Linked DNA regions of Homo sapiens: regions 1 and 3 are each linked to region 2. Evidence: chromatin loops called from intact Hi-C (ENCODE). Cell type or tissue: PC-3. All regions are shown on one strand. Each heading gives the region's core, and the rest is flanking DNA. Links, peaks and the distances in the headings are about the cores only.

The links. A loop is a pair of places that touch in the nucleus more often than their neighbours do. Peaks named below come from ENCODE experiments on the same cell type or tissue, not always from the same donor. Only the 100,000 strongest peaks of a DNase experiment are listed, where the experiment ranks them.
Region 1: it touches region 2 in a loop (5-fold over the local background); 8 of 110 quality-filtered maps call a loop at or near these places.
Region 3: a loop joins it to region 2, with 4 times the contacts of the local background. A loop is called at or near these places in 8 of 110 quality-filtered maps.

What each region holds. Positions count from the first base shown.
Region 1 is chr3:151,432,135-151,442,890 of GRCh38, forward strand. MED12L (mediator complex subunit 12L) reads left to right here. Exons shown (of 45, transcript NM_001393769.1): 45 at 618-4,519. The coding sequence ends at 670. IGSF10 (immunoglobulin superfamily member 10) reads right to left here. Exons shown (of 8, transcript NM_178822.5): 8 at 4,069-6,463. The coding sequence ends at 4,555. Among named protein-coding and RNA genes, the nearest start is that of IGSF10, 24 kb to the right of the region's middle. In PC-3, for the core only: no CTCF peak of the experiment used is centred there; DNase peaks (open chromatin) are centred at 797 and 2,237; H3K4me3 peaks cover 1,010 bases; H3K27ac peaks cover 4,669 bases.
Region 2 is chr3:151,300,040-151,310,795 of GRCh38, forward strand. The region is part of intron 16 of MED12L (mediator complex subunit 12L); the gene reads left to right. It overlaps GPR87 (G protein-coupled receptor 87), which reads right to left. Exons shown (of 3, transcript NM_023915.4): 2 at 28-159. The coding sequence starts at 61. Among named protein-coding and RNA genes, the nearest start is that of GPR87, 11 kb to the right of the region's middle. In PC-3, for the core only: a CTCF peak has its summit at 5,231 (motif pointing left); DNase peaks (open chromatin) are centred at 4,002, 5,202 and 5,612; H3K4me3 peaks cover 2,048 bases; H3K27ac peaks cover 5,000 bases.
Region 3 is chr3:151,418,959-151,429,714 of GRCh38, forward strand. All of the region lies in intron 43 of MED12L (mediator complex subunit 12L), which reads left to right. Among named protein-coding and RNA genes, the nearest start is that of IGSF10, 37 kb to the right of the region's middle. RefSeq lists a silencer at 9,943-10,237. In PC-3, for the core only: CTCF peaks have their summits at 7,236 (motif pointing right) and 7,436; no DNase peak of the experiment used is centred there; H3K27ac peaks cover 408 bases.

The DNA of each region.
Region 1 (10,756 bases), core at 258-5,257, 130 kb after region 2:
ATTTGAATACTCCAGAGTTAAACAAGCAGTAGCTGTTTCTAAGCCCATGTCATTTTTTGGTATCTACTGACCATTCCTTGTTTCTGTATGCATGTGCAGGCATGCATGTCTACATAGGCACACGCTTGAGTCATCACACACGGACAGTCTTGCACCTGCATATACTCTTGCACAGTTCTGTTGTACATACCTTATGGCTATTTGCAGAAAATTGCCCAGTTCCAATCTAATTTTTTCTTACCAATTATGTGTTAAAGTAGAATTGCTGACTTTCATAAGCATTTTGAGAACTTTCAATGTTTTATGAAACTTTTACTGTATTCCTTTTGAAAGTTAATACCAAGTAGTTTAGTTCAGAGGGAGACACTCTGGATGGGCCAGTAACCTAAATCCTGCGGCCTTGCATTGGCAAGTGTGGACTGTGAATAAAGGTGTCCCCTCTGCAGGGTGGTACTTGAATCCCACCACAAGGGTTTTTCAGGGCAAGGATAGTACTCTCCGGCCATTCTGTTTCCCTGTACCTGCAGCTGGTACTGAGAGCAGTGACAAGAGGGTAGCATCCATCTGTGCAATAGTTTTGTGTCTGTAATTTTGGTTCAATTTATTTTTCTCCTTAGGCAACCAGCCACAGCAAGGAGTGACTCCGTATGGGCATCCTTCACACTTCTGAATCTGCAAGAGGAGAAGACATGACGTTTTATGTTTGCACTGAAAAACAGAAAATCAAATTTAATGCATTAGTCATCTTAAAAATGTCCCTTTTTTTCATTTCTTTGACATTTTACTATATTTTATGCTACATCTCACAAAAAAAAAAAAAGGTGTTTAAACAAAAAGCCAAGGAGAAGTTGTGGTTTGATTTTGTTGAATTCACCTTTAAAGTAGGTTTACAAATGTGAATCATGCAGGCAGGCCTACTCCCGGAAGAGTGTGCTAGCAGACCTTTTGAAATTGGTGCTTTTTTTGAATCTCACATTTCTAGAAAGAATGGATTATGATGGATCTAAGGTATTTATGTATTTCATTCATTAATGATGACGTTGTTTTTTTTTTTTTAATTTTATTTTCCAAACTGTGCTGGACCAAACTACTGATTTGAAAGGCATGTCAGATCTTGACAGAAACATGGCCTGTTTATTCTGCATTCACCTGTGATGGTGAAACGGACATTTATTTGCATCGCTCTAATTTGAAATGTTTGTAATCTCATAAGCACTTTATAAACTTTGTTCTTATTTATGTAGGACTCTTCTTTGCTTTTGTTGTGGTCAAAAGGTGCTGAAACAGATTGTTGCTTCGTACTTAAACTTCTTAAACCAAGAACCTAAACCAAGGTTTCTTTGAGAGCCGCCCTAAGATGTGCGGAAACCTGTTAGAAGTAGCTGTACTCAAATTTGTTTTGAGGCAAGATCATTGATGAGAGTCATTGTGAAGGTACAACATGTAAATCCTAAAGGCCTGAAAGAACTGCAGTGGAATCGTCCAACTATTTATTGCCAGTTTTGGTTCTCCTGAACCTTATGCCACCTTAAGGGGAAAAAAAAATCCAGTAGCTGGCTTGAGATTCCAGTGCTCACACTTGACATGGTTTCCAGAGAATCTGGCCCCAAAGTCCAGAAGGCTCTGGTTTTCATAAAAGGTGTATTTGCTGTTTATTTTGTATGGTAAGTATTTGCTCTTTTGAATTTAATTATTACTGTCAGTGTCAGTCTTGGTTGTGTATTGCATATACTGTATTTATAAATTGGTGCAAAAAGCACAAGTAAATTATACATCAAATTTATTATAAAGAAATAGTAACTATTTTAACTTTGTTCAAGTATGTGGTAATTTGCTCCTATTAGAGTAAAAAAGAAACCAGTAAATTATCAGTTTGTGTAACTTAAGAGTATTCTATATAATATTTTTTTAGATTTAGATGCATAAAATTTTGAATGTGAAAATTGCAGGGCATTTTAAAACATATGTGGGGGATATTTTCCCATGTTCTCTGTTATTTCATTTTCTTTTGCCATATGATTTTACATATAATATAGTCAAGCATACTGTGAATAGACTTGTCTATAATGAGCAGACCATGTAAATCTACTTTTTTTAAAATGTAGCTAGTACAACTTTAGTAGACATTTTCTTTTGCAAATCATTATCTATAAATAATTTATATCTTCCTGGGTGAGTTACTCATTGCAAAGTTTGACTCATGCAAATGACCTCAAATACATGTCAGCTTACTTTGCTGTGGCAACATCCATGTGAACTGCTTTGTACACTGTGAAAATATTTCACTCCAGCCTGCCCATTTTGTGTTTACTCTGGGCTGGAAAAGACTTTGCCAAAACATTAAAAACTATTCTTTTCACTAAATTAATAGTCTATCTGCTTTCAGAAGATGTATCATCTATCTGTACACATTTTTGCTGGTTTTGTATATCAGATTTTTTCCTCTCAAGAAACATACTTAGATAAGCTAATGAAGTTGTTTTCTTCAAAGTAATATATCTATATAATGACTGCATTGGCAAATCAACCGAAATGTGAATGTTGTGCCTAGTGAGTGAGTCATGTTCCATCATTATTTCTTTCCAAATTTCTTTGCCAGTTCAGTTTGAACCATATATTTTGTAGCTCAGCATTGCAAACAACAGTAATACTGTTTTAAGAATGAGTGTTATAATTGCATAGCATTTGTATGCACTTTATACTTTGCAGAGGTGAGTTAAATTATTAATCATTTTGCACATGAAAGCTGTGGGGCATATCTTTTTTCTTTTTTTAGGTGAGGAAGTTATGCTACGACTCTAATTAATTCCACGATTCTATTGAAAGTTGAGGAATGCTGTTTTACCCCTGCGCATTATAAAGAAAATAACTAGAATTACTTTAGTCTTCAGATTTTCTCCCTGTTAATTCTGTATCTTGAGAGGTTTCTTTTTTTTTTTTTTTTTTTTCTTTTCTTGCAAATGCATTCTTTTGCATTAAGATGGTCACAAGGTAAAGCCCTGTGGCAGAACCTGGTACTTTACCTTACCAGAGGAAATTACCTTAGAATAAGATGGAGCGAGACCCCAGCTCCCCTTAAAGACAAGACCTTGAAATCAAATGGAGTCAGCTATACCTATCAATCAATCACAGTTCTTGGATATAAGAAGCCCATAGACTCTCTTGTTTACACTGTAGGCTTTTTCTTAATAGGGTTGCATTTGTCAGTCATTGCATTTACCCTTCTTGGCCTGGAAGTAGAGGAGATCAATGCGTAGCTTTGACCACTTCCAGCCACAGGGTACTAACATCAGACATAAGTTGCAACCAGGTCACATTTTAGGCTGAGATGGGGCTAACTGAAAGTCAGTGTGATGAAAACCCAAGGGCGCTATTCCACATGTCTCAAATGATTGGCAGGGGCTAACTTATTAGTAATTCTCGGTTTTGTGCACTGAGATATCTAAGACCTATGGCATTTTTTTCCCATTTATAAAGCTCCTATAATTCTTAAGTAAGTACTAGGTGAATGTTTGAATAGATGCTGGAGAAATTACACTGGAAAACCCCACCCCTAGATTTAGATAAGATCAATCATTTAATATTCCCCAAATTAATTCAGGTTGAATTAAGCATGTAATATAAATTCAGTGAATTACAAAAACACATTTTGTGTAGGATTGATCAGATTTTAAATACAGTGAAACTTCATTATATATAATAGACCTAGACCCTCCCAAGCATTTTCCCATCCCATAAAGAATTAATGAAATGAAATGCTTATAGAGCAACGATTCCTGCTCAGAAAAATTTCCTTATAAACAGCTCCAAACCAGGGGTGCCTGAGCTAGATTTTAAAGTTATAAAGAAGTTTCATTGTATTTTTAAAACCTTTTTAATGGGTGTATTTGGACAAAAATAACCCCCTTTTCACATTTTATGATGTGCAGGTATTACATTGCTTTTTACATGTGGAAAAGTGAGCCTGCATTTATTTTTAAATGCAGTTATTAAAACATTTTTGTATTCCCCATCAATGAAAATTTTCAGTGTGAACAAATGGTGAATCATAAGACAGTTCAGTGCTTATTTTCTGTAGGTTTTAGCAAAAAAATTTATAAACCACAAAATATTTATACATCAGGATGGTAAATTTACATCATAAAGATTGCAGATTTAATATTTTCCATTGTCTCTGTTCTGAGTGCCATGCTTGTAACATTGATAGGAGGTGGACACTAGGCAACTGGTATTAGAAGTTCATTTTTTTACTGAAAAATTCAGGTACATTAGCCATTTGTTATTTTATAGTGAACCGTTTCAATGTTTGTTTATTGTTATTTGTTGGCAAAATAAAAGTGCCTTAAGTTAAAAGTTTGTTTTGAGATCCATTAAATAAATCAGTATCATCAGTTCATAATGCATTTATTTACAAGTCCTTTTATTTTGCATGTTCATTGTAAATTTAATACTGTAAATGTATTCAAATTCATTTACATGCCTATGGCTGCCTTTGATTAAACTTCTTCCAAAAAATAAATTCTGCCCAGATGTTGTTGACTTTATTATTTCATGTCAGATTACTTGAATATACGTTGCTGCATAATCACTACCAAGTGGGTTCTTTGCTGTGCATTTGTATATCCCAGAATCGGAGGTTTGGGGATTCTGAATGACTAGGGTACCTTGTAAGTGAAGCTGCTCACTTCCATGTGTCCTCTCTTTACTTGCCGTTGAGAGAAGGGAGTGGTCAGGCATCTCCCATGTGATTTCTGGCTTGGGAACTCCCAAGGCCACACAGTGGAGCTGAAAGGCTGCCCCTGTCCTGGTGACAATACTCCTGGGTGGACGATTTGTAATTCGGGGAGGGTAGGCTACAATCATTACTGGAACAGTAATCAGTGTATGACCAACACTATTTTGAGCCTTACAGATATAGTTTCCTCTGTCATAAGCTGTTGCTTCTTTAATGACTAAGGTGCCATTGTCATGCAATATGTATTTCCCATTAATTTGAGGCCTGTCTACTACATAACCACTTGGCATAGTCCATTTGATATTTGGCTTAGGGATTCCATCAGACACACAATGCAGTGATAGAGATTCTCCACTGATGCCTTTTACTGTCCCTGGTGCATAGGTAAGAATAACTGGCTTCTGGCCAATTTCTAATATGACTAATTTCTCAATATAGCCAACTTTATTCCTAGCTGCACAGCGATATTTTCCTGCATCCTCCCGAGTTGTTTTAGAAATGATAAAAGAACCATTGCTTGCTATCAGATACTGATAACTTTGTGGTCCATTGGAAAATCGTGTGCCATTTGGTAAAATCCAGATTATTTCAGGTGGTGGGTTACCATCAACAGAGCAATTCAATGCTGTGGACTTTCCCAGCTGGGCAACTATTTTTTCATTAAATGGATTTCTAAATGTCGGTCTTCTCAGCATTTCCAGTACTTCTAACTGTACTACCAACACGCTCTCTCCACCTTCATTTCGGGCCACACAGATAAAGTCGGCTGAATCTGAAAGCCTCACATTCCTAATTTCCAAGGTTCCATTTTTATGGACTGTGATTCTGCTTCCATAGTATGGGGCTGTGAGGAAAATATTGTCTGGCATGATCCACATGACTTCAGGAGATGGTGTCCCTTCAGCTCTGCAGTCAAAGTGTTTTTTGGAATGTCTCACAGCTGTGGCTTTAATAACAGTTCTGTTTGTATACAGACCATTGATTAATGGAGGTTTAGAGACCACATCCAGTTTGTACATTTTGGTGTCATCCCCACTGGGATTTCGGGCTACACATACGTACTCTCCAGAATCGAGCAGTTTCACTTTGTTGATGGTCAAAGACCCATTGGCATGAAATGTGTACCTATCAATGGAGAAGGAAATCATGTCATTGGAAGGCAGCAACCAAAATATTTTTGGTTTGGGATCCCCAGTGACCTCACAGTCAAGGACAGCTGTGTCTCCAGCTTTGATTCTCTTGTTGGTTTTGTTACTCTGCCTTATCCGGGGAGCAGCTGTTATAACTGTTAAGTGGACCTTCATTTCATCTTTCCCTAGGGTGTTCTGGGCATAGCAAGTATAATCTCCTTCCTCCGCTACCCCAACTTTGTTGAAGTATAAAGTTCCATTGTTGAAAAGGGTATATCTCCTAGTCCTGTGGCCACTGTCATCGGCTTGCATTGCATTGTTGATCATGGTTCCATCAGGCAAACTCCAAGATATCTCTGGCACTGGGGAGCCGGAAGCTTTGCAATCTACTTGGAAATCTTTCCCATGGAGCACTTGCTTTCTAAAATACTGCTTGTGGTCAATTTTGGCAGGTTTCAGTCTTAGGCTAACATGCATCAGTATCAGATCATCCCCCATTTTGTTTCTTGCCACACACAAGTAGACACCACTGTCTTTTTCTGTTACTGATCCAATAAACAGGGATCCATTAGGGTAGACGTGGATCCAGCTGCCCACTCTAAGGAGAAAAGAGATTCATTTGAGTGTGCAGCTGTTAGCAATGAGGGAAACTGTTTTACTCAGGATTGCCTCCCTCTGCCCCAGCTTTATTGAAGCATGACCAATGAAAATTGTGTATCTTTGAGGTGTAGAACATGACATTTTGAGAGAGATATATATACATTTTGAGGTGTGTGTGTATATATATACACATATTTGAGATATATATATATATACATTTTGAGATATATATATATACACATACATTTTGAGGTATATATATATATAGAGAGAGAGAAATGACCACGATTAACTAGCATGTCCATCACCTCATAGTTACCTGTTTTTGTATGTGTGATTAGCTTTAAATTGTTGCAATAAAAAAATAAAATTACTACCAGCTTATTGTCTTCTAAGCCATTTGCTGAAAGATGAAATTATCTAATTGAACAGGTATAATTTAGTGCAAGTAAGTATTTCTCAGATGGAATTCAAATGAATCTCCGTTACATAGTAATTTTTTAAAAAAAATCTTAATGAAGAGGCACATGCTAGAAATATGGGAGTTCTAGACACCATGACTTCCTTGACCATTTCACATACCAAGTAAACTAATTGGATCCACAAACATGGTGATTTTGTAATATATATAGGTAAACTCAGTTGCTCAGAAAAGATGCCAGATGATACTTTCTAAACAGTTATTAGTAACAAAACAATTACTGAATCATTTGGTTAGAAAATTCTACTTTGGCTGGGCACAGTGGCTCACACCTGTAATCCCAGCATTTTGGGAGGCCAATGTGGGCAGATCACTTGAGGGCAGGAGTTTGAGACTAGCCTGGCCAACATGGCAAAACCCCATCTCTACTAAAAATACGAAAAATTAGCTGAGCATGATGGCACATGCCTGTGATCCCAGCTACTCGGGAGGCTAAGGCTTGAGAATCGCTTGAACCCAGGAGGCTGGGGTTGCAGTGAGCCGAGATCACACCACTACACTCTAGTCTGGGTGACAAAAATGAAACTGTTTTAGAAAAAAATAAATTTTACTTTGTTAGAATACCAACGCAAGGTTCCTTAGAAGGTTGTTGCAGCATCTGCCCTCTATGGGCAGCTGTACAGTGACTAGTTTTTGCACTAGATTGAGCTGTGTGGAATACCATTTTTCTCCAGATGTACAGTGGCTGCACAGCCTATCATTACCAAATTTAACCACCAGATGGCAGATCTTTCCTGGTAAAACTAAATCTACTTTTTTAGACCAGTGGAGACTCAACTGGTGCTAAAAGTGCTATCAGGGATACCTATATGAGAAAACGTCTTTCTTATTTTTGGGCAACATGGGCTAAGCAGGTAGATAAAACGAGAGGAAAGTAAAAACTGTTTTCATAGCATAAGTGCTAACCAAGTCAAACAGCCTCAAGTCATTTCTCTCTCTCCTATTTTCTATTTACTTTATATTTTTTTGAGACAGGGTGTCACTCTGGAGCCCAGGCTAGAGTGCAGTGGTGAGATCACGGCTCACTGCAGTCTCAACCTCCCAGGTTCAAGCAATCCACCAACCTCAACCTCTGAGTAGCTGGGACTACAGACACACACCACTATGCCCTCCTAATTTTTTTATTTTTTGTAGAGACAGGGTCTCACTGTGTTGCCAAGGCTGGTCTCCAACTTCTGGGTTCCAGCGATCCTCCCGCCTTGGTCTCCCAAAGTGCTGGAATGACAGGCGTGAACCACCACACCCAGTCATCAAGTCACTGTTATTCTCCAGCAAAGGTAAGTATGGAAAGTATTATAGTAAAATATTAGAGAAAATTTTTTTTTCCCCAAGTATGGAAGGAAGTTCTCTGGCATATAAACCAAAGTAAAATCAATACAAATACACCTAAAGGAAGGGAAACTGCCAGGTGCTTTGCACTGGTTGTTTAATCTTGAAGTAATTCCCTCACTATACAGCTGAAAAATTGGTATTTAGAGAGATTTAGCAACTTGCCTTAGGTCACAGGGCTGGTTCTCAAGCCTTACGCTTTCCACCATGCTATACTGGCATTCTTTCCTAATGCTTTCTAAAAGTATTGGTTCTTAAACTTGGCTAAACATTAAAACACTTGTGGAGTTTAAAATAATAATGATGTCTGAGTCTCACCTCCAGAATTTGACTTAATATGTGTGCAGCATGGCTTGGGCATCAGGATTCTTAGAATTTTCCGGATTAAAGGTTTCCATGTGCAGCAAAGAACCACTGTTCTAACTGGGTTCTCAATGAAGATCCCTCATCAGCTGCATTAGAATTACATGGGTCGAGTTTAAGATGCATATTCCCCGGCTTTGGTTTCCTGAAATTCTGCTTCAATAGGTCTCGCCAAGGATGTAGAAACCCACTCTTTAAAAAACTTCCCAGCTAACATAAATAATTAAGTTTGAACACAAGTGTCAAATTTTAGCAACAAAATCACCTGGAGGGCTTTTAAGAACAGATTGCTTATTAAAACAAAATCAGAGCTCCTGATTCAACAAATTCCCAGACAATGCTAATGCTACTGGTAGGGGGTCTTCCCTTGGAGAAAAACTGGCTTAGAGTGATATCCCCTGCACCCAAGATCTGATGCAACTGGAGATTGTGACATATAACAGACAGAACTATTGATGTTTCTTTTTATAAACTAATATTTTTGAGAGAGATAATTTACTTTTGAAAATAGAAGGTTTCCCAGAGTGGAAGACAGAATTCTTAATAAAGATTAATGCAGAGGCATCTTCAGCCTCTCCAAAGCACAAAACTCACATTTCATAACTCAGCATTTAAAAATTCTAAATCTAAACAAATTTCAATTTAATTTAGGTGATTTTTGATGACATTTGAAAAACTTGAGAATTAACATTTACTTTTGAACTAAAGATCACAAGTTAAATTTATTAGCTGTATTCAGTATCAACTCGTGTCATTAGAAGAAAATCTTCAACTCCTAAGCATGAGTACAAATTCACATTTACTATGTGTAATTTTTTTGCATGGATGTTTTCTATTAATGAATAAACAGATATATAAGATGGAAATTCTCATCCTCATTTTTTGTCCTGTAATGGAAAACCATTGTGTAAAGTCATGCCACTTGCAAAAAAAAACCTCATAAGCTATAATTATTGATTTTTGAAGATATAATTTATATAGAAAGCCAGCTATAAAATGAATATTGAGGCCAGGCACGGTGGCTCATGCCTGTAATCCCAGCACTTTGGGAGGCTAAGGCGGGCAGATCACGAGGTCAGGAGATCAAGACCATCCTGGCTAACATGGTGAAACTCCGTCTCTACTAAAAATACAAAAAATTAGTCGGATGTGGTGGCGGGTGCCTGTGGTCCCAGCTACTCAGGAGGCTGAGGTAGGAGAATGGCGTGAACCTGGGAGGCGGAGCTTGCAGTGAGCAGAGATCCTGCCACTGCACTCCAGCCTGGGCGACAGTGCGAGACTCCGTCTCAAAAAATATATATATTCATATGCCTATAACAGACCAGAGAAAGTGTGTATTTGTATATATGTGTCTCATCACATCAGAATGCGGGGGCCCTGAATATGTTTCACTTGGTGGAGGTCTTAATATTGTGACTTTCACAAAGTGCTTTGTAATTTTAGGAAAGAAAAAATTAAGTACTGATTATAATGAAGTTTAAAATGTCGAATAGGGGACTCAGACGAGTAAAATAACGGAGTGTCTCTCTCTAGAATCTCCACTGCATCATAAAAATTCCCTTCTCTGTTTTGTTTACAGAGAGTGTGAATATATTTATACAATTACTATTTTTTTTTTTTTTTTTGAGACAAAGTCTCACTCTGTTGCCTAGGCTGGAGTGCAGTGGTGCAATCTCGGTTCACTGCAACCTCTGCCTTCCAGGTTCAAGCAATTCTCCTGCCTCAACCTCCCAAGCAGCTGGGATTACAGGCGCCCGGCCACCATGCCCGGCTAATTTTTTTTTTTTTGTACTTTTAGTAGAGATAGGGTTTCACCATGTTGGCCGAGCTGGTCCTGAACTCCTGACCTCAGGTGATCCATCTGTCTCGGCCTCCCAAAGTGCTAGGATTACAGGCGTGAGCCACCGTGCCTGTCCTACAGTTACTATTTTAAAACTGTGCCAAGTATGGAGATAAATGAGATTTTTTAATTCTGCCTAAAATATAAAAACCCTAAGAAGTTGACCCTTTGAGTTAAGCATGTGAAAAGAATGGTTTTTGTATTCAAATGATCTCAAAAGATTAGTTTTTTTTGAGAGAGTTTCCTTTATGTCCAAAGTCTATGTGTACTCTAAAACT
Region 2 (10,756 bases), core at 2,186-7,185:
TTCTTTGTATCTCTTACGACGGCTTACTTGGTAATTTTGCAAGCGTCAAGTTGAACCCCATTCTTCAGTTGTGATGCACTGTAAGCAAAGATGCGTGTCAGGAAACACTTGGGGACGATTGAGGCGTGGGTTCAGCATAGGTTATTCCTGGTTTGATTTCTGGGGAGAAAATGAAAAATGAGGAAAAAATCATCTGGGAAGGAATTTTAAAATACAACATTTTGGTCTTTTCAGTTAAAGCAATTGCCTCCACGATTCAGAAAGCATGTGCTCTTTGGAGATGAACACCTGGGCCACACAGAGTTGCCCTCTTTCATAATTCCCTGCTGGGAGTTATGTCTTGTGGGTGACTTTGGCTACATACCTTAACATTTCTGAGCTTTGCATTCTTCACAACATCTTAATAAAGGTTAGCTGAGACCATATGTATGTGCAATGTTGGATATTATCAAACATGATTTCCCCCACCCCTTCCCCTGCAGCTGGGTCTGTTCCCTGTTCTCTGGATTCTATCACGTATTGACCATAGAAAGCAGAATTCCTGGGAACTGTTCTGGAAAGTGCAGCTAAAGTAAAATATGCTTATAGGACAGTTTACCATTAGGGGAAGTCACACTCTTTCTCATGAAATAAAACCATGTGAGACTTTCAGGTCCCATCACTGATGTTGCTTAAAGAGACCCCAGGTAACCTCATTCTGTCCAATCACAAAGCAAACTTGAGGCTGGTGTGAGCAGTTACTTTTGTCCCTGCATATGTGCTGAGATAGCAGGGAAAGGGCATGTGGGAGGCAGGAGTATGTGTAAGAGTTTGCAGTAAGTGGAGAGGCAGTTATTATTTCTTTTTATGTTCCTGTGTGTGTCCTTCTCTTCTGTTTGCAAATATCACATGTAGCTAAGGTACTTGATTTGGTAGTAGATGGAAAAAATGGTTTTTAATTTTTCAGTGATGCTCTCCACCCAGAATCCACTCTTTTGAGAGTTTAGACAGTCTATCCATACGTCACCTTGAACAGCTCCGGTATGTGGTACACAGCAGAAGTCAGAAAGTGTTTTTTTGGTTAATGCAGCATAGGCAATGATTAAGGCTCTCAGAATCCCTCCTTTTTGGGTGCCAGCATCACATTATTTTTTAATGTAAGGCAAAGAGGTAAAACTCTACTTTCTTTTTATTTATTAAAGTTTACTGGGGAGAATGACTGACGCAGTTAATTTTCTAGACTTTATAATAATGATCTTTGGATTTCAGTAAGCCTAAAAAGCTTGAATCCAGTTTCTCATGGAAACATTTCAAGGAAATTGCCTGATAGACACATTTTTAGTTTTATGTTTCTCTGTTCTCAAGTTGTATGGTTGTCCTCTTCAGATGGCTTCCTGTAACCTTCCTCACTGACAGTTGCAGTAAGAGAGAGAGAGCAGACAGTTGGCCAATAAGCAGGACATAGAGAGAGAAGACTGGGAGAAAATATTTGCATGTTATATTTCTCATAAAGGATTTCTATTTAGACTATGCAAAGAACTTTTACAGCTTCTTAATAAGGAGAACAGAACCCAATTTAAAAAAGGTCAAAAGATTTGTCTAGACATTTCACCAAGAGCACAGGGAAAGACACTGAACATCATCAGTCAGTAGGGAAATTCAAATGAGAACCACAGTGCTATACCATCTTGCATCTACCAGAATGGCTGTATCTGAAAAAGACAGACAGTAACAAGTGTTGCTGAGGGTGGTGAAAACAGGACCCCTTATACACTGATGATAAGAATTTAAAATTACGGTACAGCCACTCTGGAAAGAGTTTGGCAGTTTCTTAAAAAGTTAAAATCAAATGTATCATATGACCCAGTAGTTCCACCTCTAGGTATCTAGCCACAAGAAATGAAAACTTATGTCCATGCAATGACTTGTATGCAGTTGTTTATAACAGCATTATTCATGATAGTTAAAAGCAGAAAGAAGCCAAGTGCTGACTGGAGAGTAGATGAGTCAACTGTGGTATAGGCAAAGGATGGAATATTACTCAATAAAAATAAGTGAAATACAGCTATTGTATAGATGAACCGTGAAAACGTTTTGCATGAGAAAGAAGCCAGATACCTAAAGACTACATGTGTTTAGGTGAAATGTCCAGGAAAGGCAAATCTGTAGAGGCAGAAAGTCGATTAGTGTCTGCTGGGGTTGGGGGCAGGAGTGGAGGGCATTAAAGATATTATTGTTTTGCTCCTTAATCCTGTGTTACTGTATGGTAAGGCAATTCTTGAATTATAATTGCTAACTAAAGATAAGGAGTTATTCTTGTAGTGTTAAAGATCACGGAATGTGAAAGTCAGAACATGCTAAATTCTGGTAACTAAGAGATCACAATAGACTTTTGGGAAATCTGCTTGCCCCATAATCTTTTGAATCATGGGAACAATAATACCTACTTTATAGTATCTAGCATCCCTCCTTCATGAGGCTAAATTGAATATACATTTATAAATTAAGTGCTTTATAAATGCCAGTTTCTGCTTCTGTTATTTCCATTAATCTTTGCCTAAATTAAAGTCAAGATCTTGTTACTCTTATTGGAACTCTCTGGTTTAACCAAACTGCAGACTGTCAGCCATATGCCTGAGTTTAATTCCCTACTTTTCTTCATACCCATTCCTGCCCTGTGAATGGCCTCCTTTCTCCCCTCTCTCCCTACCTTGGGAATCTCTGCTACTTCTTCAGTACCAGCCATAACCTGATCTCTTTCATAAGGTCGTTTACTAAGAGTCTGCTCATATTTCAGGCCCTGGAGTTTATAAAGAAGAGAAAGGTACATTTCTGTCCTCAAGTTTAGAGTCTAGTTGAGAATCCAGAAATAGACCATTTCAATATCGAATGAGAGGTTTGGGATGCTGTGAAGATACAGAGGTGTACCCGAACTGAGGGGAAGCAAGGATTACAGAGGTTCCATGACAACTATGATGCCCAGGTTGTGGCAGGTTTGCCCAAGGTCCAATCAGAAAGGAGCACATGGAAATGCTGAGTGTAGCCAAAGATAAGGTATAATAGTCTACTGAGGAACTGGTGACAGCATGTAGAGATGGAGATATATGACAAAATATGAGGCATCTTAAAGAATCTGTGGCTGAATGATGCTGGTGAAAAGGGTTAGAAGATTGTTGGAGGCCTCCCAGGTATTTGACTATAGATTTTAGTCTCTTTCGCTGATGTAGGACCCATGAAAGGACAAACACGTACTGGGAAGAGTGGAGTTTAGTTTTGGATTGGTTGATTTCATGATGCCTGTGTAGTATGCATGTGGAGGTGTCTACTAGATGATTAAAGAGAAAGGTCTGGAGCTTGGAGAAGTACTCCTGGCTGGTGATGTCTATCTAAGGCCAATAGAAAATAGGTGATAGAAGAAGCTGTGGGAATGAATGAGATTGTTCAAGATGAAACTGCACAGTCGGCCATGCATGGTGGCTCACGCCTGTAATCCCAGCACTTTGGGAGGCCATGGTGGGTAGATTACCTGAGGTCAGGAGTTTGAGACAAGCCTGGCCAACATGGTGAAACCCCATCTCTACTAAAAATACAACAATTAGCCAGATGATGTTGCGTGCACCTGTAATCCCAGCTACTGGGGAGGCTGAGGTAGGAGAATTGCTTGAACCCAGGAGGCGGAAGTTGCAGTGAGCTGAGATCACGCCACTGCACTGCAGCCTGGATGACAGGGTGAGACTCCGTCTCAAAACAAACAAACAAACAAAAAACCCAAAACCACACAGTGGAGTGAGAATAGCAGAGAGCTAATGTAGACTTTTTAATGGAGCAGTCTTAGGGTGAGGGGAGTGCCTGAAGGAGAGGCCAGAGAGTTGGGAGGATTACCAAATAATAATAATAATGTCATGTGAACCAAAAAGAGAGTTTAGGAAATGAGGAATTGTGACTAGTTTTATCCTGTGGGGGAAGTCAAGTGACATAGGACAGCAAAGTGCCACTGGATGGGATTCAGCAACAAAAAGGTCATTGTTCATCTTTGCCAGTGCTCCACGTGCTGGGGGGCCCAGGGTGTTTTGGGGAGAGAAGCCTAATGACAGAGGGTTGAGTAATGATTGTAAGGTGAGGAAGTGGAGGCAGCAATCTCAGAAAACTCTTTCAAAAAAAGAACATGCCTGTGACAGAAAGGAGACAGAGAAGGTGGGAGGTGGAGATAGATAAAGGATTAATGGAGGGTTTTCTTAAGCATATCATTCAATGTCTGGCATTTAAAAATGTTCTGGCCAGGCACGGTGGCTCATGCCTGTAATCCCAGCACTGGGTGGCCGAGGCTGGTGGATCACCTGAGGTCAGGAGTTCGAGACCAGCGTGGCCAACATGGTGAAACCCTGTCTCTACTAAAAATACAAAAATTAGCTGGGCATGGCAGCGTGCACCTGTGGTCCCAGCTATTCGGGAGGCTGAGGCAGGAGAATCGCTTGAACCCGGGAGACCTTGCAGTGAGCCGAGGTCATGCCATTGCACTCCAGCCTGGGCGACAGAGTGAGACTGTCTCAAAAAAAAATTTTTTTTCCAGCTTGGATTAAAAAAAAAAAAAATCCTGCCTTGACCTCTAGCCAAGTATGGTGGCACCGTGGTGGAGTGTATAGAGCAAGGATTTGATTCTCTCATTCTCTGAATTACAGCCCCAGCTCTGTTGGTTTTAGCTTCTAACCCTCCATTTCTGCCTGTATAAAATGGGTATGAAGACTCATCCATTATAGGTTGACTGCGAGGTTAAAATGATGAACGTTTACAAAGCAGCCTGTGTACTTGCGCAGGGTGGAGCTGAAGTCGTTTTAGTTCCTGCTGTATATCATAGGTACACAGTTGAATTTATTTAGCACTTCATAGGCTGGACAAGGGGGTTGAGGGGGGTGGATCCTTGCACCTTGTTTATGCTGAGATGGCTGTGTGGCTGGTGGCCTCAGCTGCCCTCTCAGGAGTCATTTGACTGATACTTTTGCTCCAATAGCTTGCCCTTCCTTTAAATTGTCTCAGAGCCTTACCTGCCTGCTGTCTTTCTGAATGATCAGTGCCTCAGCTTCAGCGCTCCCTGTGTGCTTTTACTACAGTGGCTCTGCATTGTCTGCATGTCCCAGCACTTGCAGGGTGTTGCAAGGAAGATTGCTTCAGTGGTAGTAAAGGGCTTGGTTCCAGGACCTGGATCCCGGGCGGGAATCCTGCCCTGCCACCTACTGTTCCTTCAGCTGAGAGCTGATGAAACCACACAAGAATGTGATGTTTGTGGTAGGCCTAGGTTTCACAGTCATTCCTGAGGTTAGATGGTATCGCTGCTTAGAGACCTGTTTTTTTTCCAGCCACCCATTGGTATTTTCCTTTGGCTATTTTACTAACCATGTTTCTTTGTTGTTGGTTGTAAAATGAGGTTGGTGGAAAAGGATTAACACATTCTCAGTTTCTCCTTGCTTTTGGACCCCGAACTTGGTGGTTGATACCTTAAGCAATCTTCAGAGCTACCCTAGGACCTAGATATATTTCCACCCCCGCCAGGTAGGAAGATACGAGATTCAGACAGTTTAATTAAGTTGCCCTGACTCACACTGTGAGTAATGGGTAGAGCTGGGATTCATATCAAATACAATAGAAACTGAAATTGCAGTTCTATTATACTGTTGTGGAGTAAAAGTGAAGAATGATTCTGGGGGGTTATTTTAGAGGACAGGAAGTGGGAGGGGGGCAGTATTGGGCAGAGGTAGGAGTCTGTTTTCTCCATCAAGCTTGTGAAGGAACTGCTAATCTTCCAAACTAGAGGTCTAGTTTTATTTGGCCTGAACAATGTTGAAAACATCAGGAAATTTCACATAAGAATCCAGATTTGGAACCCATTTTGAAAGATGAGAAGATTTGCTAGCATCCAGCATGAACAATCCAGCACTATTAGTTGCCTCTTCCTGATGGGGAAGTGAGCTCTCTCCAGTTCTCTGGCTCACAGCATACGCGTTGACATCCCTGGGCCACCTCTTTCAGGAGCATTACCTGCCGGGTCCTACAGTCAGTTGATTTGGCAATGATTATTCCGCTTATCATTTAATCTTATGTGGCTATACTTAACCTCTATAGATCCCCAATTGTTCTACTTTGATTATAAATGTATCTTTCCCTTCTTCTGTGTCTCTCCTCCCTGCAAACGCCTGATTTTTCTTGTATTACTGACCATCACTTAACCATTTCTTTTCAAATGGTTTTTCTTATACCTCTTAGCAACCCAGAAAAAAGTAGTGACAGGAGGTCATGTTGATTAGTTCACACCTGAGAATGTGTTAATAGTCACAGTGGAGCTTTTCTCTGTGCCTGCCCCTCTACTGGGGCCTTTAAGTGAAAACCCTACTGATTGTGTTATAAAACTGCTTTCGGTGGGGAAAAACTGAGGTTTCTGGTGTTACGAAAAGCTTCTGAGTAGTGGAATAGGGACTTGACCCCAGTTGTGTTGGATGCCCAAACATTTGCTCTCTCCCCAGAAGGGCTATGGGAGGACAACATCCAGGACTACTGAACAGCTACTTTGGACACCCAGCCTTGTGGTCCACACAGAGCCAGCCTGCTGTTGCAGTTCACTGGATTGGATCTTGGCATGGGTGGGGAGTCATTTGTACCACGCCGGGGGAAACTCTGTCAGCAGGAAGAGCAGGCCGGTGTGCCCTGCCCTGCCATGGCAATGCTTTAACTCTCCCTGGGCTTCATCTCTCTTGTTATTGCCCTCTGGTCAGGATCTTGAAATATCAGTGCCAGTTAAATGCTGGCTCCCTAAATGCAGTTGCTCATGATTAATTTTTGACTTAGTGTTTGGTAGTGGTGGTTCTCAAATGACAGAGTTATAATATCAATATCTTTGCTATCTGTCCTCCACTCTCCAGTTTTCCCTCTAAAAGCTCACATCTGAAATTGTAAGAATTTGAGATCTGAAGGTTTATTTTGCCACTTTAGTTCTGAAAAGCTATACTGAACTGATTGATTATATAGAGATATTGATGTAGTTCCTGCATTTTTGTGGTAAAGAGATAGTCTTCACAAAAGCCATCTGATAGAAAGTTTATTTGAAAGATACAGGATCTCTTCTATTTTGGAATCACCTATAATCTAAGAATCTTTCTCAGTTTAAGCCTGACTTTATGTGTATGTGTATTTGTAAATTTATGTGTGTTTTTCAACAATGCTAAGATTATAGCTCTGCTGAAGGCCTGGGGAAAGAGGCAGATTACCTCACTGGTTATGAGTTACCTCTTATTGTAATGGAATTAGGTCACTGTATTCATAGCACATTTCATTAATGCATGCATGGAGTTAGTCTCCTAAATGTGTTGGAATGCAAAGCACAGCAGCCCTTCATTCAGGTTTTTCAGGTGCTACACTGATGTTCTGTTCTCATAGTTTTGCTGGTACATGTAGCTTACAAATAGACCTATTTTGGTTAACAATTTAGAGTTAAATTTTTTTTAGGTGACCTCAGGTAACTTGCTCTGTGTGTGTGTGTGTGTGTGTGTGTGTGTGTGTGTGTGTGTGTGTGTGTGTGTTTAGAGCAGATGGGGGGTTGATGTAAAGTGGATTGTAAACTCCCTGAAGACAAGATTTGTGTCTAATGGTTCTTTATAACCTTAACCTCAAACCTGACTATTCTTTTTGACAAGTGAGGGAACTGAGCAGGATTCAACAACCTGCCCAATACCACACAGATGGTGAGAGGCAAAACCAGGAAATGAGCTCTAGCTTTTAAGACCCCAGAACAGGCTGCCTCTGTGGTGTTGCTTTGCTGGCCTAGTGGAGTGTCAGAAGTAGCTTCCCTGGTAGAAAGTGTTCTAGACTGAGATTCCCTGACCAGTGCAAAGTATCCTAGACCTGGATTCAGTAGGCAGCTGTTAAGTTTTTGGCTCAGTCTGTGACCCTGTTAAGCATTGTACCTCACAGAGCTTGAGCCTCCTCATCTATGAAACAGGGAGAATAATAAATACCTGACGTACTTCCCAAGGGTGCTGTGTGAATGTGGTAAGAAAACATATGTTAAGTCAATTTTATATTGTAAGTGCTATAGTAATGTAAAGGTGTAATTCATGGCAAGTATACTTTGCTTAAACATATTTCTTAAAAAGCATATTTAAGAAATATGCTTTTCTTAAACAGAAAATAAAAATACACTTTTTAACTCAGTAAGTTGTAAAATTTGAGTAAAATTCCTACTACTCACATTACTATGGCTATTGTGAGTCAGATCAGGAGATCTGTATCACATTACTATGTAGTTGTGAGTAATAAGAATTTTACTCAAATTTTACAACTTACTGAGGTGAAACATGTATTTTTATTTTCTGTTTAAGCAAAGTATAAATTCCATATAGGTAACTTCTGGATCATTTATGTAAGAGGCTAGTCAGTTTAGGGGCCACAGTCCCAGTAGCCAACATAGTGGTTTTAAATGAATATGTTCTAAACTAAATACATTTCAAGTGACTTCTGGCCCTTAAAGATATTCTTAGAATTCAAGACTCCAGGTAAAGTCTTTAGTTGTTTGATTACTGTTTACTAGGCTATTAAAAGATGCAGAATGCTTTTCACAAGTTCATGTAGATGCTGTTCCTTGTTTTGGAATAGCATCCTGTGGCTTAAGCATTCTACTTAAGAGTTATAATTATTCTTCATGGTGGTGGTGGTGGCGTCACCTTGATATTTTAATACAGTCATCATTATAGTTTTCTGGGCTGTGGGATATGGTGCAAGTATTCTCCAGACCTTTCCATTAGAACTGTTGTCAGGTTAGCTACCCTTATTCTTGTAATCACAGCTTAACCAAACCTTAATGCTGTTTAAGTTAATGGAGTAAGACAATTACCTAAGAGAGCATTTTTACTTCAATTTCATCACTTGTCTTCACTGACAATTTTAAAATTCTCAAGTGAAGTCTTTAATATGAGTGGATATTTCACCTTTCTTAATCAGCATCAAACGTTCACTCTCATTTTTCTCTTCTCATGAATACAAATAAATAACCCACCCTCACCCATATGTAGTAAAAGGATCTGGGATCACATATAACTCATTTCATGAAATACACGCACACACACACACACACACACGCACACACACACACACACAACGTTTCTTCAAAGTAATTCATACTTCAGTGAATTTATCAACTTCTGGCATTAATCATGTTTTAAACAATGTCTCTTAAACTAATAGGAATATTTGAATTAAAATATTTTTCTCTGGCTTGATTTATAGATGTAGTAACTTCCTCAACTAGGAGAAATAGTAACCTGTATATTTGTATTATCTTAATATTTGCCACATGCATTTTCCTGCTATTCACATTTCTTTTCTTGATGTCCTCTTCTGTCACAGTCTTCACTGGCTTACTGTCTTATATGGGATACAACTCAGGCTCCTCTGCAGGTGATGAGGACCTCCTGACCTGACCTGTATACCTGCCCACTTTATAGTTCCTGCACCAGACCCTCCTTACCTTGCATTTTATCCTGAAAATCCCTTCTGCCTCTTATCTATTAGGCAAGCTCCCTATACCGCCTTCAGGTGTAACTCATCTGCCTCCTCTTCTCAGAGCTTTCCATGTTATCCCCATGTGCCACATAAGTGCTCCTCAGCCCCTGTGGTTTCCCATACCTCCAGCTGTTGTATTCTATTTTTGTTGTTTGCCTGACTACCAGAGTGTCCTTGCATCCTTTTATCTCCAGGGTCTAGCAGAGTACCTGCGGGCACAGAGTCAGAGTTCAAAAACACCTTTGACTTACTATTAGGCAGTCATGGAATTTGGCCTCCTCTCTGACTTAATTTCATTTTGGAAGGCATATGTCAGTTTTTTGTTTTTTATTTTTAACAATTTTTTTTTCTGCCTTCTGAAGTGAAATGGTACAACCCAGGGAGGGGTGGAGACAAGAGTAGGAATTGGCCATTGACCTGTGTAAGGCATGGCTGAAGACCAGGAAGAAGGCCTGATCAAACCATTAGGAGGCTAATCAAACGCTGGGCCTGCTGACATTTCTGAATAGCTCACTGTAAAGTTGGGGGAGCTAAAGTGGAGGGCTGCAAATTCAAATGCCAGCAGCAGCCCCACAGGTTATGTCAGTGAGGAAAGTCAGCCAGGTATAAGAAGAAACAACAGTACCAGTATGCTAATAAAAGACAGCTAGTATGTCTAACACTTATGAAATTTTCATAATTAGAATAAAGTACACTGGGGAGAAGGAGGCAGAAAGGTTTCCATAGAACAATTATGAAGAAACAGCAGTAAGATGAAAATATTTAAAGTGAGCCACATGCCTGGACCCCATTATGTTGTCTTATCCTGCCTCTGTAAAATGGCTTTGCCTGGATTAAGCTTTGAGTTGGTGTCTTCAAGCATTCAGCCCTTTTCACTGTGCCTACTCTTTGGGTGTTCAATACAACATTGGTTCTTTATGTTAAGACTCATGGGAGAAAGTTATTTCTACTCTACATAATAAGAATGGTGTTCTGTAGGCCAGCTATGAATTTATCAACACCAAATCATTATGCCTTCTTGTTTTCCTGTTGGAGTTGAGATCCACCTTAAGGCCCAACACCATCTGATAGGGATGAATGCATTTGGTGAACTAATTTCTCATATGGTTTTTAATTTCCCACCATTCTTTTTCCCAGGCTTCATTTGTTTAAATTTAAGTTCATTTGAATTAATTTCATATTAAGCATCTCCATAAAACACCTTATTTTTGTTGTTGTTGGAACCAGAAAG
Region 3 (10,756 bases), core at 4,847-9,846, 120 kb after region 2:
AATTGGGGTACCCAAAATCGCTTCAAGCATTTCTAATTTCTTTGTGTTATTTCGTGTTGTTTGTGTTTCTTTGTATTCCACTTCTACTCTTTTAGTGATTTTGAGACATATAGTAAATTATTGTAAACCACTGTTGCCCTATTGTACTACCAAACACTAGTTCTTACTTTGTAATGGGTACAAAATGGTGATTTTTCTTACTCTTATGTTTCTGCATTTAGCAGTTGGTATTTGTATTAGTTAGGGTTCTCTAGAGGGACAGAACTAATGGAATAGATATGTATATATAAAGGGGAGTTTATTAAGTATTAACTCACATGACCACAAGGTCCCACAATAGGCTGTCTGCTGGCTGAGGAGCAAGGAGAGCCAGTCCAAGTTCCAAAACTGAAGAACTTGGGAGTCCGGTGTTTGAGGGCAGGAAGCATCCAACACGGGAGAAAGATGTAGGCTGGGAGGCTAGGCCAGTCTCTCCTGTTCATGTTTTTCTGCCTGCTTTATATTCGCTGGCAGCTGATTAGATGGTGCCCACCAGATTAAGGGTGCGTCTGCCTTCCCCATCGCACTGACTCAAATGTTAATCTCCTTTGGCAACACCCTCACAGACACACCGAGGATCAATACTTTGCATCTTTCAATCTAATCAAGTTGACACTCAGTATTAACCATCACAAGTCCACCCCTTGTCTACTTGAGCCCATACACACCTCCTGAGATCAGACATAATCTTCAAATAAAGACAATAGTAAGGTCGTAATTACAGCTAACATAATACAACTATCCTTCCTGCAACCGGAAACGCACCAATCCCCAACCCAAATACTATTACATAAAGTTAACAATGCTTAAATCCTGATATGAAGTCAGTAAATCCTATGTCACATGATAAAGGAAAAGGAAATAAAATTAAGATATTAGTACAAGTGTATACCTGCACAAACATGTTTTTAACAAAAGGAGGAAGTACTCATGACAGTTACAGTCCGCTTTTCTGCCACTGTCACGTGGTCATAGCTGGTATTGATGACTACCTTCTTCTGCTACCCATTCTGTATTCCCTTCACCTTCAGCACGCACCTCAGCAGGTCGTGTTTTTCTTCCTGGTTGAGTGACCCAAAGCATTCCTGAGGGGTCTGGATCATTTGTAGTCCTGTCTGGTTTGGGCTGTTGTAGTTTCCCATTGACCTTAATCACAGGGCATAGTAACACTAAGAGACGCCCTAATGGATCTCGTGTATTCCATGAATACTCTTCCTTACCTCTATTGTGGAATAGTAGACTGATTTCATCTTGATAGTCCGGGTCAGTCACCCCAGCCAACACTGTAACTCCCTTCTTAGCCTGTTGGCTTAAAGGTAGGAGGAGCCCAAAGTGTCCAGGTGGCAATCTTAATTTCCAGTTTAATAGAATCATTGTATTCCTAGTGGCAGTGTTCCTCCCTCTGGAACTAAGACCTCTAGGCCAGCAGAACGTAATGTTGTGGGAACAGGAAGCAAAAATTTTGCTAGTGGATCACTAGGAGTGATGGTGAGTGGTGCCACTTCCACTTCTACCCCTTGATTCCTGGACTTGTGAATCCTGGCTATGGGAGAAACAGTACTATATATTGGATACTGATTAAGAGCATACACGGCCTTCTGGAGAACTTTGCCGCAGCCCTGCAAAGTATTGTCACCTAATTGGCATTGTAATTGTAACTTCAAAAGGCCATTTCACCATTCTGTCAATCCAGCTGCTTCAGGATGATGGGGAACATGGTAAGACCAGTGAATTCCATGAGCATGAGCCCACCGCTGCACTTCTTTAGCTGTAAAGTCAGTGCCTTGGTCAGAGGCAGTGCTGTGTGGGATACCATGATGGTGGATAAGGCATTCTGTGAGTCCACGGATGGTAGTCTTGGCAGAGGCGTTGTGTTCAGGATAGGCAAACCCACATCCGGAGTAAGTGTCTTCCAGTGAGGACAAACCTCTGCCATTTCCATGGTGGAAGAAGTCCAATATAATCAACCTGCCACCATGTAGCTGGCTGATCACCCTGAGGAATGGTGGCATATCGTGGGCTCAGTGTTGGTCTCTGCTGTTGGCAAATTGGGCACTCAGTGGTGGCCGTAGCCAGGTCATCCTTTATGAGTGGAAGTCCACGTTGCTGAGCCTGTGCGTAACCTCCATCCCTGCCACCATGGCCACTTTGTTCATGGGCCCATTGAGGAATGACAGTGGTGGCTGGGGAAAGAGGCTGAGTGGTGTCCACAGAATGGGTGATCCTATCCACTTGATTATTAAAATCTTCCTCTGCTGAGGTCACCCATTGGCGAGCACTCACATGGAATACAAATATCTTCACAGTTTTCAACCACTCAGAGAGGTCCAGCCACATACCTCTTCCCCAAATTTCTTTGTCACTAGTTTTCCAATCATGCTTCTTCCTGTGCTTTACTGTGTTTTTTTTTTTTGTTTTGTTTCTTTGTGTTTGGAGACAGTGTTGCTCTCTCACCCAGGCTGGAGTGCAGTGGCGCAATCTTGGCTCACTGCAACCTGCACCTCCCGAGTTCCAGCAGTTCTTGTGCCTCAGCCTCCCAAGAAGCTGGGATTACAGGCACGCACCATCACACTAGGCTAATTTTTGTATTTTTAGTAGAGATGGGGTTTCACCATGTTGGCCAGGTGTCTCGAACTCCTGACCTCAAGTGATCCACCTGCCTGGACCTCCCAAAGTGCTGGGATTATAGGCATGAGCCACCATGCCTGGCAAGAAAATTTTTATATATCCTTTTATCTTTCGGTATTTTTCTTTTTCTTAATAGTTCCACTAAGATGCATTGTATGTATTATAAATATATTTATTTATATTTTATAAACATCTCCAGCAGATTCAGTTCTTGGTACTAGCCAAAGCTCTTCATTCTTTGTTTTTTTCTTTGCTAGAGAAGAGGGTGGTAAGGTAGCTGTTGAAGATAAGTGAACTCTTCCTGTTTTGGGGTTCTGATTCATGCTGTATCAAAGTGGTAATGGTAACACATTGCCCCCCATCCCCTGACTTGTCCTGCTGCTATCTGGTGACATTCACAGTTGAATTCAATAAATGCTTTTTTCTTAGGGTAGTGCAGAAGTGATTGCAGTCGTGTGTGTGGTGGAGACCAGCACCCTGCCAGATGTTATAGAGCGTGCCAGTGAAACATCACTTCCTGCCACTAGAGGACTTAGAATCATAGGAAGTGGCTCAATGGCAGCACTGCCTGTGGAAAGTAGTTTACGGTTGCTGAATTTTTGACAGAAGAGCTGGAGGCATTGTATTAGTTTGCTAGAACTCCCTAACAAAGTACGCAAACTAGATGTCTTCAACAACAGAAATGTACTGTCTGTTTTGGAGGCCAGAAATCCAAGATTAAGGTGTCAGCAGGGTTGTTGGTTCCCTCTGAGGGCTGTGAGAGAGAATCTGTTCCATGCCTCTCCTCCAGCTTCTGGTGGCTCGCTGGGACTCTTTGGCATCGCTCGGCCCGTGGAAGCAGCACCCTGAGCTTTGCCTCCACCTTCGCAGGCATTCTCCCTGTGCATATACGTGTCTACTTTTTTATAAGGATACCAGTCCTTATGCGTTTTCACTTTTTATAAGGACACCAGTCATATTGGTTTAGGTCCCATCCTAATTATCTAATTTCAACTTGATTACCACTGTAAAGACCCTGTTTCTAAATAAGGTCACATTCTGAGGTACTGGGTGTTACGACTCCAGCATGTCTTTTTTAGGGAACATAATTCAACCGAAATAATAACAGGTCAGAAGGTGAGAGAAGTTTGGGAAGCCTTGACAGAGGAGGCTGAATGTGGCAGATGTTGAAGGCAGTAGGATTTGATTCATTGCTTTTTTTTTTTTTTTTTGAAAAGAAGAAATTGAATGTTAATTTTTTTTAGAGTTAGAATTCAAGTTTTATTTAGAATTAATGAAAATATATTTTTTTGTTCTTTTGTTGCTGTTGTAAGAGGAACAGAACTAGGTTTTTTTTTTTTAGCTTTTGCACAAGTCCCTTCTATTTTAATGCATTCTAGGAGATCATAAAAATATATATATATATATATTTTGAAACGGAGTCTTGCTCTGTCACCCAGGCTGGAGTCCAATGGTATGATCTCAGCTCACTGCAACCTCCACCTCCCTGGTTCAAGCGATTCTCCTGCCTCAGCATCCCGAGTAGCTGGGATTACAGGTGCCTGCCACCATGCCCAGCTATTTTTTTTTTTTATACTTTAAGTTCTGGGGTACATGTGCAGAATGGATTCATTGCTTTTTGACTATTTTGTTCATCTCTTTGCTCGTTGACGTCATCAGCTGGGATGTGTGGGACAATGATCATCCCTTGGTTTTGGCTGTAAAAAATCACTTTAAAAACTTATAAAAAGTTAACAACTTGTAAAAAGTGACTCAGGGCAGAAATTAGTGCTTCTTTAAAACGTGTCACCAGAAAACAGAGTTTTTCTGTGAAAAGAGCAAGAAAGACTAAGAAAAGCCTATGTTTACAAATTAAATCTGGTCTGGACTTAATATCAATGCCTGTGTTGCCATCTACTTACTTCAGTTGCTTGTATTCTGTGAAGGAAAAACATCTGGAAATAAAGACATGGGTACCCTTGCTGGGAAAATATATTTGGCATGTCTGATTTTGGCCTAAATTATAGTTCTTGACTAGAAAAATATTTTTAATGCTTATTAAATCATTAAATAATTTTAATGCTTCTTGTTGTGATTAAGTTAATTCTTAACTAAATATGTTGACAGACCATGATCTATTCTTTAAAACTACTTCCAGTGTTAAGAAAATAATGTTAACACCATCCCGCTGCATCATTTCCTTTCATCTTAAACTCAGGTTGTCTTAGTTTGGTGACTTAAAAAAATATGCTAACAGAAAGCTTTAAATAGTTGGCTTTTTACATCGACTGATCCTTGTGTCCGTTTCATATTATATTGAATATTTGCCTTTTAAAAATATGCATAATGGTAGCAGTAGTTACTTAATTACATTAAATTTTAGTCAGTGATCACTTGTGAAATTGTCCTTGACTCTTCCTCAAGAAATTCATTTGTTCCATTCAGAGAAATTGAGATATTTTTTCAGTCTGCCTCTGGAATTGGGAAGTAGCAGGCACAGATAATATGATTCTCCTTTTGAAGTGGAAGAAATTAGGTCCAGAGAACATTGAGCTACGTTGCCTTCCTTTGCATGAATTTGGAAATTTTTTTTTTCTTTTGGAAGGAAAAGAAGAAGTAATATTTATAGAAAGAGGTTGGGGAAGAAATATCAGGAGATTTCTGGTAACTGGATAGCCAATATATTTGATATAGTACTTTTTTCTTACTAAACTGTGTACAGATTAGATGACTCTGCCGGATGCAATGGCTCACGCCTGTAATCCCAGCACTTTGGGAGGCTGAGGCGGGTGGATCACGAGGTCAGGAGATTGAGACCATCCTGGCTAACACGGTGAAACCTGTCTGTATTAAAAATACAAAAAATTAGCTGGGTGTGGTGGTGGGCGCTGGTAGTCCCAGCTACCCGGGAGGCTGAGGCAGGAGAATGGCGTGAACCCCCGGGAGGCGGAGCTTGCAGTGAGCCGAGATTGCGCCACTGCACTGTAGCCTGGACGACTGAGCAAAACTCTGTCTCAAAAAAAACAAAACAAAACAAAACAAAAAAACTCTATGCAAGTTACTAGTTACCTTGAAAATAAACACACAAAAAATTCTGAAACACATCAGCTGCTAGCTCTGTCTGAGAGTGTGGACTGAGAGTGTGCCGCCCTGTGAGAGTGGAGATGTGGCTGAGTGCATGCACAACCCTATACGTTGTTGTTCCTTCCGCTGCCGCTTGTAGGGACGGACGACCATGCTTCATTCGTCGGAGCAATCTGTGGACTCTGTCAGTTGGTAGTGCAGTTTTAAAATAAATGTTGCTTTGCTGCTTTGTTCTTTTGGTAACAAATGAAGTGGTCACAGCAAAAACCTCTTAACTGTCATGAGGGAAGGGATGTATTTTACTCTGGTGCCCTTGGAACCCAGAAGATTGCCTGGATTTTGATAAATATTTGTTGAATGACTCATTTGTTGGATGTCAAAGCAATGAAAAAAACCTTTGTTAAAATCACACATTATCCATAAGAAAGGGAAAACACAATTCAGGAGGCAAGGTGTCCAGACCATCTGAGCATCGGTAGGTCCATTACTGAATCAGTCCTGCAGCTGATTTTGTCAGCATATGCTTTCGCTGACGGGGCAAGCTCAAGTTTTGAGACAAAAAATATTTAAATGATGTTTATTTAAATAGAAATTACTAATTAGCAGCACATTTTTGCCTATGCTGTGATTGAGCAGAAGAAGTAAATGTTATTGAATAAAATAGGAATTTAGAGATCAGTCAAAATACATCAAAATACATTATCAGAATTTTAATTTTAATTTATTTTAGAGACAGAGGCTCAATCTTGTCAGCCAGGCTGGGGTGCAGCAATGTGATCATGGCTCACTGCAGTCTCAGACTCTTAGGCTCAAGTGATCTTTCCACCTCAGCCTTCCAAGTAGCTGGGAACTACAGTAAATACATTTTTGTTTTTGTTTGTGTGTGTGTGTGTGTGTCTGTGTTTAATTCAGCAAACAATGGTATTTCCTGGAGAAGTGGTTATACCATGTTGATTAGTTATACCTGACAGTAGTAAGCTGGGTATTCGGTCTTGTGGTTACAGCAGGAGCATGGCATGGCTTCTGCCTCTGAGAAGTAAAAATCCAGAATCCTAGAGAGAGAAGCAATTATCATGTTAAACCATATGTTTGCTAATAGAGGCATTTACACAGTACTAAGGATACAAAAGCAGTGATTCACTCTTTAAATGCGTGAGGGAATGGATGATAACTTCAGCTGATCTTTGAAGGATGAGTAGATTTATGGGAAGGGTAGAGTGGAACGAAGTGGGGAGGAAGTGTATTCCAGGAGAAGGGATGAACATCTGCAAAGGCACAGAGGGGAGAGATCATCTTCTGTATGGATATGGGCCAAAAAATCTTTCCCACTTCATTTATCACATTTGAATAGGGAAGGCAAAACATACATAGATTATGATTTGGGGGACCTCTAGTAAACCTTACTGAACCTATTTATTGACCTGTTTTGGTAAATTAAAAATTCAACTCCCACCACAGTGATGATTCCAAAATCTCACCAGGCACCTGAATGAACCACTTGGGGGAGCCATTTTAAAAATTCAGATTTCTAGCACATTAGCTACAGAAATTCTAATTCAGGAAGTCTAGAGAGGAGTCCCGGGAGGATAATCCTTTAAATTTCCCCCAGTGATTTTGTGCTGCCTCAGCCACATACAGGGTTCAGTTCTTCACAGGAGGGGTTCAGTTTGAATTGAAATGCTCAGTAGTGAGGCTTCTGTAGGGTGTTGGAGGCAGCCCTCATCCCCTAGTGGTAGGTGCTCCAGAGCCCAGAGAAATTGCATCTGGGGCCTATTGCCTGTGCATGTACAGGTGAAAGCAAGTTAAAATTAGTAGCCAGAGGCCTTGAGAGGAAGCAGATGTGGTAAAACACTGTAAGAAGATTGTAGATATAGATCATGTACTTCTGGTCAGTTTAAGGAAGTTGGTCAAATTTCTTGGCCTCAGAATCTTTTCATGTTCACAGATTATTGCAGACCCAAAGAGCTTTTGTGTATCAATATTTACCATGTTAGAAATCAAATATTCGTTAATACTAAATATTGTTATGTTTAGTACCTAAAGATAAACTTATGTTCCTGGAAGTAACATGCTTTTATGAAAAATAGGCATATATTTCAAAATAAAGTTATATGAGAATGACATGGTTTTACTTTTTTTTTTTTTTTGAGACAGGGTCTTACTTTGTTACCCTGACTGGAATGCAGTGGTACGATCACGGCTCACTGCAGCCTTGACCTCATGGGCTCAAGTGATCCTCCCACATCAGCCTCCTAAATAGCTGAACTACAGGCATGCACCACCATGCCTGGCTAATTTTAGTAATTTTTTGTAGAGATGGCGATTTGCCATGTTGCCCAGGCTGGTCTTGAACTCCCAGGCTCAAGCTGTCTGCTCGCCTTGGCCTCTCAGGAGTGCTGGGATTACAGGTGTGACTCACTGTGCCTGGCCTGGTTTACATTTTTGAAAATTTCTTCAGTGTCTGGTTTAATAGAGAACATTTGATTTGTTGTAATAGCACATGTTATGTAGGCTCTGGAAAGCTGTAATGTACGTGCATGAGAAAATAAGTGAAAAAAGCAGATAATGTCTTAGTATTTATTTTGAAAATGGTTTTGACCTTGCAGATAACCTGACAGAGTCTTGGGGACCTCTCCCAGGAATCCCTGGATCACAATTTGAGGCCCTCTGACTATGTACTACCTCTTAAGCCACCCTCACACCACCCTGAACTCCCCAACACACACACGCATACATGTGTACACAAGCTTCCTAGGGTATACCTAGTTACTGCTTAGGCTCTGCAAAATATAGTATCTGAGGCAACCACTACAGTGTTTTATTCTGTGAAATACTCTATTTGAAGCAGGCTTTAAATGAACATAAAGAAGGCAGCTATGTGTTTGTTGAGTGAATAAATGTTGACTATTTGTACACCATGTACCCCAATATGCTGTTCAATCAGCTTAGACATCTTTATAGCCAGCCTTTTAGAATCTGTAATTATTTCTGAATAAGTTGATATTTGGAAGCTGGTATTTTCAATCATGGATAGGCTTGAGGGGAATGTAGTGGTTGGTCAAAGGGTCCAAAGTTTCATTTAGACAGGAGGAATAAGTTTTGTTGATCTATTGCATAGCAAGGTAACTATAGTTAATAATGTATATTCCAGAATTGCTAAAGTAGATTTTAAATGTGTTCACCACAGTGAAATAAGTCTGCAAGATGATAGATGTCATAGATATGGGACATTTTCTGGGGGCAGCAGTCTTAACCAGTCAGAAGTGAACAGCAAAATTTGACATGAACTCATTGGTGGCAAAAGCTGACCTGAATAGACATGAGGCTCTTTTCATTTATCCTACCTGATATAATTATTCATGTGCTTGCTACAGAAATGTAATATGCTTGATTATGGAGTGCTGTCCTACATTTTGCCTGGTCTGCATATTAGGAGTGTTTCTTAGTAAACTGCATATGTTCAGATTCCAAAGCACATATCTGTCTTAGGACTTTGGATAAGAGATTGAGGACAGTTACAGCTAAGTCAGGATTAAATATGCTAATAGACACATAGAATGTCTGGAACAGTACCTGGCACATAGTACAATAGTTTCCCCAAGTAAGCATAAAAACTATTGAATAGAAAAGAATACTAACATTTCCATATAAATGAAAGATTGATTTTTATTTTTCACTCTTGATTTGGGCAATGGAAAAAAATGGCAAGCTGCTGCTTCTCTAATTTGTATTGGGGAAAATAGTAACATTGGTGGAGGGAATAGTTCATTAGTTTTGTGGATCTTTCTTGTTATTAGGAAAGTTGTGGGAATTGAAGGCTCTTAGAATTAGTCATTCCATCAGTTGCTACTGAGCACCTGCTGTGTGCCTGGCAGTACCGGATATTACAGATACATCAGTAGGTATGCCAAGCCCTTGTCTTTCAGTCACTCACTGTCTAGTGGGAGAGAGAAAGTTGAACCAGCTGTCATGCCAAATATTCAGTTTTGAAAGTATCAGCTTGGTAATGCCCTCTAAATAGAGGATAAGACAGGATTGCCACATAAAATACACGGCTCCCAGTTAAATTTGAGTTTCAGGTAAACAATGAATAACACTTTAGTGTATATCCCAAATACTGCATGGGATATACTTGTACTAAATGCAATATTTGTCATGTGCAATATTTGGGACATGCTTGGAACTAAAACATTATTGTTTATTTGAAAATCACATTTAACTGGACGTGCTGCGTTTTTATTTGCTAAATCTAGCAACTGTACTTACAATCCTGGGCTATTCTTGACAAGCTCTGAGGAGGAAATAGATGTTGCACTGGCGTTGGGTAATTGAAGAGTCTTTTTCAAAAGACAAATTACAAAGGTATGGAAAACCAGCTGGAGGTGATGGCCCACTCACTGACTGCCCCTAATCCCAGCGGGACAAGAAGGGGAGAGAGGTAGGGAGGCTACCTGACAGGAGCTGCAACCTTCCCGGTGTGGGGCGTGGCCAGCCAGCAGAGACTCATGGAGGAAAATTGGCAAAAACAAAACTTCACTCTGCTCCCTCCCAGCCTCACTGTGCTCCTATGCTCCAGTCTCCTGGGAGCACCTCCTCCCCACCTAGAAGTCGGAGGGCAGAGGAGCCAGCCTTGTTGATGCCCTCCACACAGGCAGCCTGGTGAGCACACGGAGAGTGGGCACATGGGAAACAGCCAGCACCGTGCTGGTGTATGTGCCTGTGTCAGAACGCCTCGTTTATGACAGTGACAGACCAGGAGGAGAGAAGAGGGTTGGAGGAGGAGAGAAGGGGAAGAAAGAAAAGGAGAAAACGATAGTCTGAAATTTGAAGATCAAGATAAAAAAGTAAATTGGCACTACCAGTGATTCTAACCAAAAGTAATTTTGCTTCTGGTAGATGCTGCTTTTTTTCCTCTTTGGAATAACCACAATTTCTTGCATCAACTTAATAGATAGAATCAGGGCATGTGGTCCCCTATATTGTGCCTCTCATCTGATTCTTCCTACAGAGCCTGTATTTGCATGGC